2 separate regions of the Homo sapiens genome follow, and region 2 is linked to region 1. A link is a loop called in an ENCODE intact Hi-C map of the cell type or tissue named here. Cell type or tissue: endothelial cell of umbilical vein. All regions are shown on one strand. Links, peaks and the distances in the headings refer to the core of each region. The heading gives the core; the rest is flanking DNA.

Evidence for each region. A loop is a pair of places that touch in the nucleus more often than their neighbours do. Peaks named below come from ENCODE experiments on the same cell type or tissue, not always from the same donor. Only the 100,000 strongest peaks of a DNase experiment are listed, where the experiment ranks them.
Region 2: it touches region 1 in a loop (7-fold over the local background); 2 of 110 quality-filtered maps call a loop at or near these places.

What each region holds. Positions count from the first base shown.
Region 1 is chr15:33,019,690-33,025,068 of GRCh38, forward strand. The region is part of intron 6 of FMN1 (formin 1); the gene reads right to left. Among named protein-coding and RNA genes, the nearest start is that of FMN1, 170 kb to the right of the region's middle. In endothelial cell of umbilical vein, for the core only: a CTCF peak has its summit at 2,304 (motif pointing right); DNase peaks (open chromatin) are centred at 2,342 and 3,052; H3K27ac peaks cover 542 bases.
Region 2 is chr15:33,697,756-33,703,134 of GRCh38, forward strand. RYR3 (ryanodine receptor 3) reads left to right here. Exons shown (of 104, transcript NM_001036.6): 40 at 127-241; 41 at 1,949-2,078; 42 at 3,222-3,325. Among named protein-coding and RNA genes, the nearest start is that of CHRM5, 270 kb to the right of the region's middle. In endothelial cell of umbilical vein, for the core only: a CTCF peak has its summit at 3,145 (motif pointing left); a DNase peak (open chromatin) is centred at 3,126; H3K27me3 peaks cover 312 bases.

The sequences.
Region 1 (5,379 bases), core at 101-5,100:
ACCCGGCGCACCCTCCGCAGCTGCTTGCCTGAGTGCTAAGCCCCTCACTGCCCGCGGCAGGGCCGGCAGGCCACTCGGAGTGCGGGGCCCGCCAAGCCCATGCCCACTCGGACCTCTAGCTGGCCCGCAAGCACCGCGTGCAGCCCTGGTTCCCGTCCGTGCCTCTCCCTCCACACCTCCCCGCAAGCGGAGGGAGCCGGCTCCGGCCTCAGCCAGCCCAGAGAAGGGCTCCCACGGGTGCAGTGGTGGGCTGAAGGGCTCAAGTGTGGCCAGAATGGGCGCCAAGGCCGAGGAGGCACCGAGAGCGAGCGAGGGCTGCCAGCATGCTGTCACCTCTCACTATGCTTTCTAGTAAACCAGGAAATGTGTTTCCCTGAGCTCTGTGAGCAACTCCAGCAAAGTAACCAAATCTAAAGAGGCTGGGGGTTGTGAGAACCCCTACTTGAAGTTGGTCAGTCAGAAGGTCTGGAAGCTCAGACTTGTCACTGGCATCCGAAAGGGGGGCAGTCTTGCAGGACGGAGCCCTCAACTTGTGGTATCAAATACTATCGCCAGGTAAACAGTGTCACTATTGAATTGGGGAATACCCAGCTGCTAGTGTCCACTACAGAACTGACTGCTTGGGAAACCGACCCCCCCAACCCCCCCACCAGATTCGGTCACTATAAGACTATGTGGCCAGGCGCGGTGGCTCATGCCTGTAATCCCAGCATTTGGGGAGGCCGAGGTGGGTGGATGACTGGAGGTCAAGAGCTCCAGACCAGCCTGACCAACATGGTGAAACCCCGTCTCTACTAAAATACAAAAAGTAGCCGGGCGTGGTGGCAGGTGCCTGTAATCCTGGCTACTCAGGAGGCTGAAGCAGGAGAACTGCTTGAACCCAGGAGGTGGAGAGTTGAGGTCACGCCATTGCACTCCAGCCTGGGAGACAAGAGCGAAACTCCGTCTCAAAAAAAAAAAAAAAAAAGACACTATGCTTAGTTAGCCTCTTTCATGCATGTGCTCAGTGTCTCCGTGTGCCAGGCACTGAACTAAGCATTGTGTATATAAAAGAAACAGCACACATTTCCAACCTTAAAAGGCTTTCAGGATGTGCATCTTTGAAATATCTAAGAACTTTTGGCATTTATATTCCAGTATTAGCCCTTTAAGCCTGTGTTTTCTTAAAAGACTTTATTGTATTTCATTTGATCATTTTATATATGTTAATGTGAACGACTGGAACTTTAACAAATATTTAATCTGCTTTCACCTCTTTCTTTTTGGGCAATGGAGAATACTTCCTATGGCTTTAAGCCTTGGCCATATGACTTGTTTTGGCTAGTGGAATATAAGCTGACGTGATGTAAGGAGGGATTTAAATTTAATTGCATAGTTTGACTTGCCTCCGGTACTCCTGCTATTTCATGTAATTAAAACATATTCTGGGTGGCTACAACTCACTCAGCCTGGGTCCCAGAGAAAGATACATGGTGCAGACTTAAACCCTAGCCACAGTCAGCAGTCAAGAACAGCCTGAAAAAGCCCAAACCAGCTCAGCTGAACCTTAGTTGACCTTTACACCTATGCTAACAAATGCTTGTTACCGAAAGCTGCTGAATTTTAGCATGGTTTGTTACACAGCATTATTACAGCAATAGCTGATGAATACACTTGGTAAGTTTTCAGTCAAGTTAACAATTTAGAGACTCATAGCATTTTGGATGCTTCCAGCAACTGGGGTGGAGTCTCACCAACTTCTCTCTCTCTCTATGCATACACACACACACACACAGAGAAAAAGGTTTAAGGAAAGAGGATAAAATGGGAGACATGAATAGGCTTATATTGTTTAATACTCAAAAAATTAGTTCAGGACAGATATTGAGTCTTTATGTTCTGGGATGATGATATAAAAGAGGTACAAAAAGTCAGGAAATTCGTGGCTATATCTCTGACTTTTACCTGTATTGAAAAGGTATGTATTCAAGGCCTGAGACCATTTGATGGACACCTTACCATGGAGAAAACTGTCATTAAGTCCAATTCTAGCTGCCAATCCTGGGATAACCTGCCTTCTACCCTGTTCTTTTCTGTTACCCTTGTTTTATGTTCTATCATAATAGAGGTGCTAAGCAGTTTAAAATTCCATGAATATATGGTCCCTAAAACTTACAATCTCCTTTCTACCTATGTGGTTTTTAAAAATCATAGTCAACAACAGTTAAATAATGGCCACAAAACAAATCTTCTAGAAAAGGCACACACTTAACTAGAATAAAATTTCAACTACAATTGAAAGTAACCAACTCCTGTCACTAGGTGGCAGTCACAATAAAGTCATCCCTTGGTGGGAGGGATTGGTTCCAGGACCTGAGGATACTAAAATCCGTGAGTCCTTATATATAAATGGTGTAGCATTTGTGTATAACCTATGCATATCCTACTAAATCACCTCTAGATTACTTATAATAAATACCTAATACAACGTCAATGCTATGTAAATACTTATCTTTTTTATTTGTATGATGTTTTGGTATTTTTTTCCCAAATGTTTCCAATCTGAGGCTAGTTGGATTTGCAAATGCAGAATCCGAGAATACAGATGGTCAATTGTACTTCATACTGAAACTCGAAGTTTGCTATCAAGTGCCACAGCAAGACTTGAAGGATTGGGTATGGAGGGGAGGCTGGGGAGAGACAAGGATGAGCCAAACTGAAACAACCACTTTTCCTTGATTTGAAAAGTGGACTAGTATGGATATGGTAACTAGCTGAGAAATATCAGAACAAATAAGAGGAACTTCCAATCTGATGTTACTAAAAAAGTTAAAAGTGTCCCAACAGACCTCCAGTTGTTAAAGGTTCACATTTTTTAGCTCCCTCCTAAGCCTATGTAACAATGAAAATTATAACATAAAGCAAGTAAAAGACACAGACAAGTACCAAAGCAGAATTACGTATTTCAGAAATAGAAATGGGACAAACCAGTAAGTGGCACTTCAGGCCTGAAGCTCTGGCCTGCTGTGCCCCAGTTCCTCTGGCAGGCAGGGCAGGCAGGACATCCTGGAGTCAAGTTACTGCAGAGTAACAGGGACTGACAGCACTAACGTGGGGCAGGAAGCCAGGCCCAGACTTGTTGCCTAGAAAAAGGGACTGAGACACAGCTGTAGTTCCCAGATGGGAAAGGGAAGTTGGAAGAGGTTGTCAACTGCTGCCTGGGGGTCTTGGCTGGGGCACAGTGGCTCCAGCCTGTAATCCCTGTGTTTTGGGTGGCAGAGGGTGGGAGGATCTCCTGAGGCCAGAAGTTCTAGGTGGAAGTGAGCTATGATCGCACCACTGCACTCCAGCCTGGGTGACAGAGCAAGACCCTGATCCCCCTCCCCCACCCAAAAAAAAAAAAAAAAAAGAAAAAAAAGACCAAACCTCAAATCCATCTATCCCTGTCACCAGCCGACTAAATCTGCAACATTCACATACCACCTCAGGCTAGTGAACCCAATACGCTATTATAAGAGCGACTTAGTCTGGGGGTCTTACCTGGTAAGACAACTGCAAAACAAATAAGGGTAAAGGGGAAGGGGAGGGGGAAACTTAAAAAAAAAATCATCCTATAGATCACGAGCCTTCAAGCCAAACTTTCAAAACATAAGAAGAAACCTAAGCATCGAGATAGATAACACAATCAACAATTGAAACATGACATCACCCAATGCAAATTTAAATCTTAAACATATGAAAATATTTTAGTAATGTTTAGAATCCTTACCAAAATAAAGGCAAGAATAATAATCATCATAAACAATAATGATAGTAGCAACACACTAAGAGACAAGAAACAATAGTAGGTGATTGTAAAATTCTGATATATTAGAAACAAAATACTCAACAGACATTGAAATAAAAGGTGCAAAAGCTTAATAAACTCAGGTACAGTCAAGGAAGGAGTTTGTGAGTAAAAGATACTGAATAATTAATTGAAAGTGCAGCATGGTGCAAGAAAGGATAATAGGAAAGAGCAAATACTGAAGAGACCCTGGCATTGACACAGTGATAGAAAAAAATACCAAAAAATAGAGTACAAAAGGAAGCATATAAATAAAGCCAAGCAACATATGGAAACATAATACGTGATTTGAGGTTGCATTGAAATTTGTGGGGGAGGGATAGACTATTTTTTTAAAGCCACATTTAAGAAAAATATTCATACTTCAAAACCATTCACAAGAATCACTTTTAGTGATTCAGCTATATTAAAATATACCAGAATCGTGTCTGTTGAAAGATGGCAGGAGAAACTGATAAGCCACATAAATGGAGAAGACATTTGCAAAGCATATAACCAATAAAATGTTAGCATCCAGAATAAAGAAATCCTATAAATAAATAAAAAGGATAGCAACCATTAGAAAAATGAACAAAAGGACAGTAAATTTATGGAAGATAAACTCCAAATGGCTAATAAACATATAAACATACAAAAAGACACAATCTCACTTGTCCTCAGGACAGCGCAAATTAAAACTACAGGGAATACTATTTCACACCTATCAGATTTTTTTTTTTTTTTTTTTTTTTTTTTTTTTTTTTTTTTGAGATGTGGAGTCTCGCTCTGTCGCCCAGGCTGGAGTGCAGTGACGTGATCTCGGCTCACTGCAAGCTCCGCCTACTGGGTTCATGCCATTCTCCTGCCTCAGCGTCCTGAGTAGCCAGGACTACAGGCGTCCGCCACCACGCCTGGCTAATTTTTTGTATTTTTAGTAGAGACGGGGTTTCACCGTGTTAGCCAGGATGGTCTCGATTTCCTGACCTCGCAATCCGCCCACCTCGGCCTCCCAAAGTGCTGGGATTACAGGTGTGAGCCACCACGCCTGGCCCAGATTTAAAAATATTAATTAGTCTGCTAATACTAACTGCTGGTGAGAATGCATTAGAATTCCACACATTGTTGATGGGAGCATTAACTGCAACAATCACTTTAGAGAACATTTTGACAATATCTACCAAATGTAAAGGCGCACATAAGTAAAATCAGAAATTCTACTCTAATGTTCATCCTCTAGTGAAGCATTTACACATTAATACAAATATTAAAAAGAACACTATGGAACCATTGTTTCTAACAGTGAAAAATAGGAATAAACTTAAATTTCCATCACCAGCACTACAGACAAGCAATTAAGATGTACATTCACTCAGAGTGATATTATGCAGATATTAACATGAATGAAATAGAGCTATACATACGAATGCAGATAAATCTAACAAACATTATTTTGAGAGAAAAAGCTGCCAAAAAATACATAGTGGAAGCCATTTTGTAGACTCATGAAATACATAAAAACCATACTATCCACTGTTTTGAGACTTTATACATTATTGTTATAAGTATAAAACATG
Region 2 (5,379 bases), core at 104-5,103, 680 kb after region 1:
ATTATCTTTTCAGCCTGTTACTTTCATATTATTTTGCCCTCTCGTGTGTTTGTGTGTTCTCATCCCTGAATTTTCATAGCATATAAATAAGCAGGTGCTGAAGACTCTCTCTGATCCTTATCCTAGAGACATAATGAACAACAAGGTGTTTTACCAGCATCCCAACCTCATGAGAGTCCTGGGCATGCACGAGACGGTGATGGAGGTGATGGTGAACGTGTTGGGTACAGAGAAATCTCAGGTAATGCTAAAAGGAGAACCTAGCCAGAACTTGTCCCTTGAGGCAGGAGCACGAGGTGACTTGTTCAGAGCCACGTGGCTGGTGTCCCTTGCCTCAGTTTCTCTTCCAGGGAGAGGAAGGGATAGGCACAGTGCCAAGAAGGAGCCAAGCGATGGGATAATGCTGCTGGACGGAATCCCATTGTGTAAGAGCTCTTGAAGCTTGGAGACTTTCTTCATTAATCCCACTGGGCTATTCAGTTGCTAAGTTTACTTCCCGTATTCGGCAGCCCTGCTCTTTCCAAGATGGAATCACTCACTTCCACTTAGGAGCCTGGTGTGTTTTGTGCTGAGTCAGGAGAAGGCTGTTCTAAAGGAGAACAAGATCTCAATAGTGATCCTGGCAGTGTTTCCCCAGAAGTGTTGATGTTTCCTCTGTCAACCGAACTCCTGAAGAAGCCAGGTTTCCTTGCCAGCTCCCTCATAAGGAGCCCGCATCAGGGGGAGCTCCTGTTGCTAAGGGGAGAGTTGTGGGGATAGGACACAACTGGACATTTATCCCAGCTGGGCTGGGGACCTCCTCACGGTTAAACTGCTTCCACAGGCAGTAGATCGGGTATGGCTTCAAATGTTGGAAATTCCAGAGTGCCAGGGTCCTAGGAAGGGATGATTTCTGGTGCAGTTTCATCAGTGCTACTGGGGAGGGGGTGGGTGTGTAGAAGGAACAGAAGCCAGGGTCACGTTCCTCATGGGCTTCCTTCTGATCTCTTGGGAAAGTGAAATCTCTCCAGAAGATCCCTGAGCACATGTCTGGATGCCTCAGCGAGCAGATAGACTACAAGTTTCTGAACCTTATTGCTTAGAGCATCCTCTGTGATATTAAAGGAGGAAATCAAGGTTGTCTTAGGATCCCGAGCAAGGTTAACACTGGCACCATTTATTGAGCACTGTAGGATCAAAACTAAGATTTGGCCCAACCTAGAGATGCTGGTTACTTTGTTAAGTAGAAAAGCCAAGTACAATCAACAGTAATGTAAGATGGCATCTTCATGCTAGACTGCATGAATCAAATTACAAGTGCTATGGAATCCCATAGAAGAGCAATTATCAATGACAAAAGTAGTCAGGGAAGACTCAGAGAGCGATGCCTTTCAGACTTGCGTAACTGTAGAGGCCAGCCTTGACCCAGGGCACTTGGGCTTTGATATACTGGTGGGCCTTATGTGTCTACGATCACCTGTGTCTGTCTGTCTGTCTGTCTGTCTCTCTCTCTCTCTCTCCCCCCCTTTCTCTCTCTCCCCCCTCCTCACTCTCTCCTCTTTCTCTCCTCACTCTTTCCTCACTTTCTCTCCTCACTTTCTCTCCTCTCTGTCTCTCCTCTCTCTCTCATCTCACTCACTCTCTCTCCTCTCTCTCTCTCTCATCTCTCTCTGTCTCTGAATTCTGTCCACTCCCTTCCTACTTGGAAACAATAGCCTGGTAGAAGGTCATGCAATTTCACATGACTTCCGAGGATGATTGGGATTCTTGTTTGACATCTATTTCTCTTGGAGGAAAGATATTTCAGGAACTATAACTCCTATGAATAAGTCTTGAGAAAAAAAATGGAAGGAGAAAGTTCATTTTTCCAAGTGTTCACACTTTACCCACTTAAGACTCTGAGGTCAGAGTTTTCAGAAAGGCCTCATGATAGATTCTTTTGTCTGACACTTTCTACTTCTCCCTACAGATTGCATTTCCAAAGATGGTTGCTAGCTGCTGCCGTTTCCTTTGCTATTTCTGTCGAATTAGCCGGCAAAATCAGAAGGCCATGTTTGAGCATCTGAGTTATCTTCTGGAGAATAGCAGTGTTGGCCTAGGTGCGTAAGTCTTCTTGTAACTTCCACATCCAAACTCGAAGGTTACACTCCCCCTTTTGACCACTTAGGAAAATACAGGGAAAGGAGCCACATGCACGCTGTGATATTTGTAAATACTAGAAGAGACTCTGCCTGATTTAAAACAATTGAAGTAACGATGCCACAAGAACGTTCTCCAACAGAAGTAGAGATGTTGCTACCAGCCAAGATTGGTGACAGTTTAGTGTTGGCATAGTCGTACAGTTTTACCTCATCTCTCTTGGGACCAGTGGCCCATGGTTTACAAAATGCCCCTGGGATTGCAGGTATAGTCTGGGGGCACAGCTCTTCCCAGCCCACTCAACTGACCAGGGAGCAGTGCTGATGAGACCAAGGTCATGGATCGGATCTCGTCTTGGCAGGCTGGCTGCAGGCTGCATACCTGTCCATCAACCTCCCAGCAAGTGCTTTCCTTAGCGGGGAGGCAGACTGGCCAAGAGCAATCGTGGATAAACAGTGTAAATCCACCACTACCACTAGAAAAGCAAGTCACTGCATATGCCTTACTCACTGTTCTGGGTATAAACGAAATGAATGTGTGTAATACACAAATACTTGCACTTGAAAACTGAAGTTTCACGGGTTTTTATTTCTCAAATGCAACCTCAGGCTACTAACCTTTTTGTAAAATGCCACCTGAAGTTTTTCTTAATTCTAGCCTGAGAACCAAACAAACAAGTCAAAAACAACATTGGTGACCTGGTGAAACTATATGAGCTAATGCTGTTTGATGCTATTTTTAAACTCTAGGTGGTAGCCCCAGAAATATACAGGTTCCACTGGGCTTAGTTGGTCGAGTGGCATCTGATATGGGGGCCTCAAGAAGTTTTGTGTTAGAAAAGCACTTGGAAATACATGGTCCCGGTTGGTAGTGTGAACCGATTTTGTATTAATTCGTATTCACGGCAATGAATGTGGGGAGGAAGGATAGCTAATAGAGCTGTTCTTAATGCAAGCGGACTGTCCCATTGGAGAACGGTCATGTAAGCCAGGTTTCAGTGTGTTTGCTGCCCTCTCCTGTCCGCTTACGTGCACTGCAGTCTCAGCTCAGCACTGAGTGTCTTCCTCTGTCCTTTTCTTGCTAATTCTCCCCTCCTCCCTCAGCCTCCCCGTCGATGAGGGGATCCACCCCGCTGGATGTGGCAGCTTCCTCTGTGATGGACAACAATGAGTTAGCGCTGAGCTTAGAGGAACCAGACCTCGAGAAGGTAACCGGCCCTTGGGGTGGCAGTGTGGTGTTCTCTTCGGCCTGTAGTGCAGCTAAGCTAAGGATAAGCAGACCACGGATGGAGTCTCTGTCACTGTATCGTCATCTTGGTGGGCTTGTAGGGAAAGTGTGAAAGAATGTGAGTAACCGGTAGCAGCACAACGATTATGACCAAGGGATCTCCTGTGAACACAGGTAGCCAACTTCAGAGACATGTGGACATTTGTGTTCTTCGTGTGTGGAAGCCCAGCCTCGTTGGTCTACATGGAACATTACCAGATGCCGGTGGTTCCTAATAAAGTTCTGCGTAATTTACAGATTTATAAATCTACCTATGGAAGGAAGAGACATGGCAGAATACTGTATAATCAGTGTCCTTTCCATGTGTAACTGAGACAAACTGAGCTGCCCTCTGCTGGGAGTGTGGATGAAGCTCCTGGTGGTGGAGCTGGTTGAGGCGGCCTCACTACGTCTTTTCCCCATCCCTTTCTTTAAATGATGTCCTTGACCGGAGGGCTGACAGGATTCACAGTGTGACCTTCTGAGTGGAGCAGAGCAACCTGGAGGGGGAGGGGGGTGGAGAGGAGGGACGTGGGCAAGTCAAAGACAAATCAAAGGTCATCATTATGTAGGGGGTTTGGGAGCACACGGAAAAGGGCACCTGAGCCTGACTAGGGGATTGGGAAGGTCACTCAGAAACAGTCATGACTTGAGGGATGAGTAGAAGCTGATCAGCCGCATTGTTGGGGAAGCATGCCAGGGATGTTTGCATGTCCGAGAGGAGAGTATGGCGTGCTGGGGAATAGGAGACTGGGTATGACTGAAGCACAGAGTACCTGGGGGATGTGGTGAGAATGCAGCAGAAGCAGTGAGGAATTGAACTTATGCTACCATTTCTATTACTAAAAGAAATTCATGCTCATACACTGTGCCAGGCTTTATTCTGAATGCTTCCCACAAATGAACTCACGTGACCCTCAGACCAAGCCCTTTCATTGTTGCCTGCCAGTTACGGGCAAGGAAGTGGAGGCATAAAGAGATTGGGTGGCATCCTCAGTGTCATGCGGTTAGTCAGTGGCACAGCCAGGCATCGAGAGCGCTGGGCTGTGGAGGCAGTGCTCCTACCCATTTTATTACAGGAGGTCACCGTAGAGCCAAGAGTGGTGGAAACCACTGGAGAGTATTAGGCAAAGGGGCAACACGATACAATTCATATTTTAGAAAACACCCCAGTTTCAGTAAGAAGAACTGAACAGAAACAAGTCTTGAGGCAAGGAGGAGAGTTTTGGTAGTAATCAAAGCCCAAGACTGTGCTGGCTTCAATTAATATTGATGCAGTGGGTGTGAGAAGCGTTTGAAGCCAGGGGACCGATCTATCACAGGACAAGTTGCAGCCATTAATTAGATATCAGTTCAGCCCATGTTTTCCTCCAAGGAGTGCAGGAGGTAGAGCAGATCTGAGGAGGCCGGCGATGAGTTTGGGGTCTGTCAAGTTTAAGGGGCCCCAGGGCTCCCAAATGGCATTGTCAAGTAGGGAATTGACGACCTGGCAGTATATCTCAGGAGAGCTCTCTGAGCTGCAGATAGAGCACACAGAGGGTGGTTGAAGCGCTGGGGGTACATGAGGTGACTCCAAGGGCTGGTCTGGAGCAAGAAAAGAAGCATAGCCAGGCCAGAGCCCTGAGGACCACCAGCATATTTAAGGGAGTCGCTGAGGAAAAGGCACCAACAAAAAACAGGAAGAGGAGCAGCCAAAAGGATGAGAAAACCCAGCAAATCTAGTATCTGAGAAGCTGAGAGGGAAAATTGAGAAATAAATACACATTTTTTTCTTCGTGTCGCATAGTGAACGTGGGGTGGCTCAAAGAAGACAGGGTGAGGAAAGAGAGAGAGGGGTTGTCTTGATTAAACGATTGTGGCAGCAGATGGCCTTCCTCTAGCTGAGGCAGCCACACAGAACACAGATTTACCACTCACGAAGATTCTGCTGTTTCAGGCCTTGGCAGAGAATCATTGGCCAAGCTGCAAAACCATGTCTGATCTATTAAGATGAGA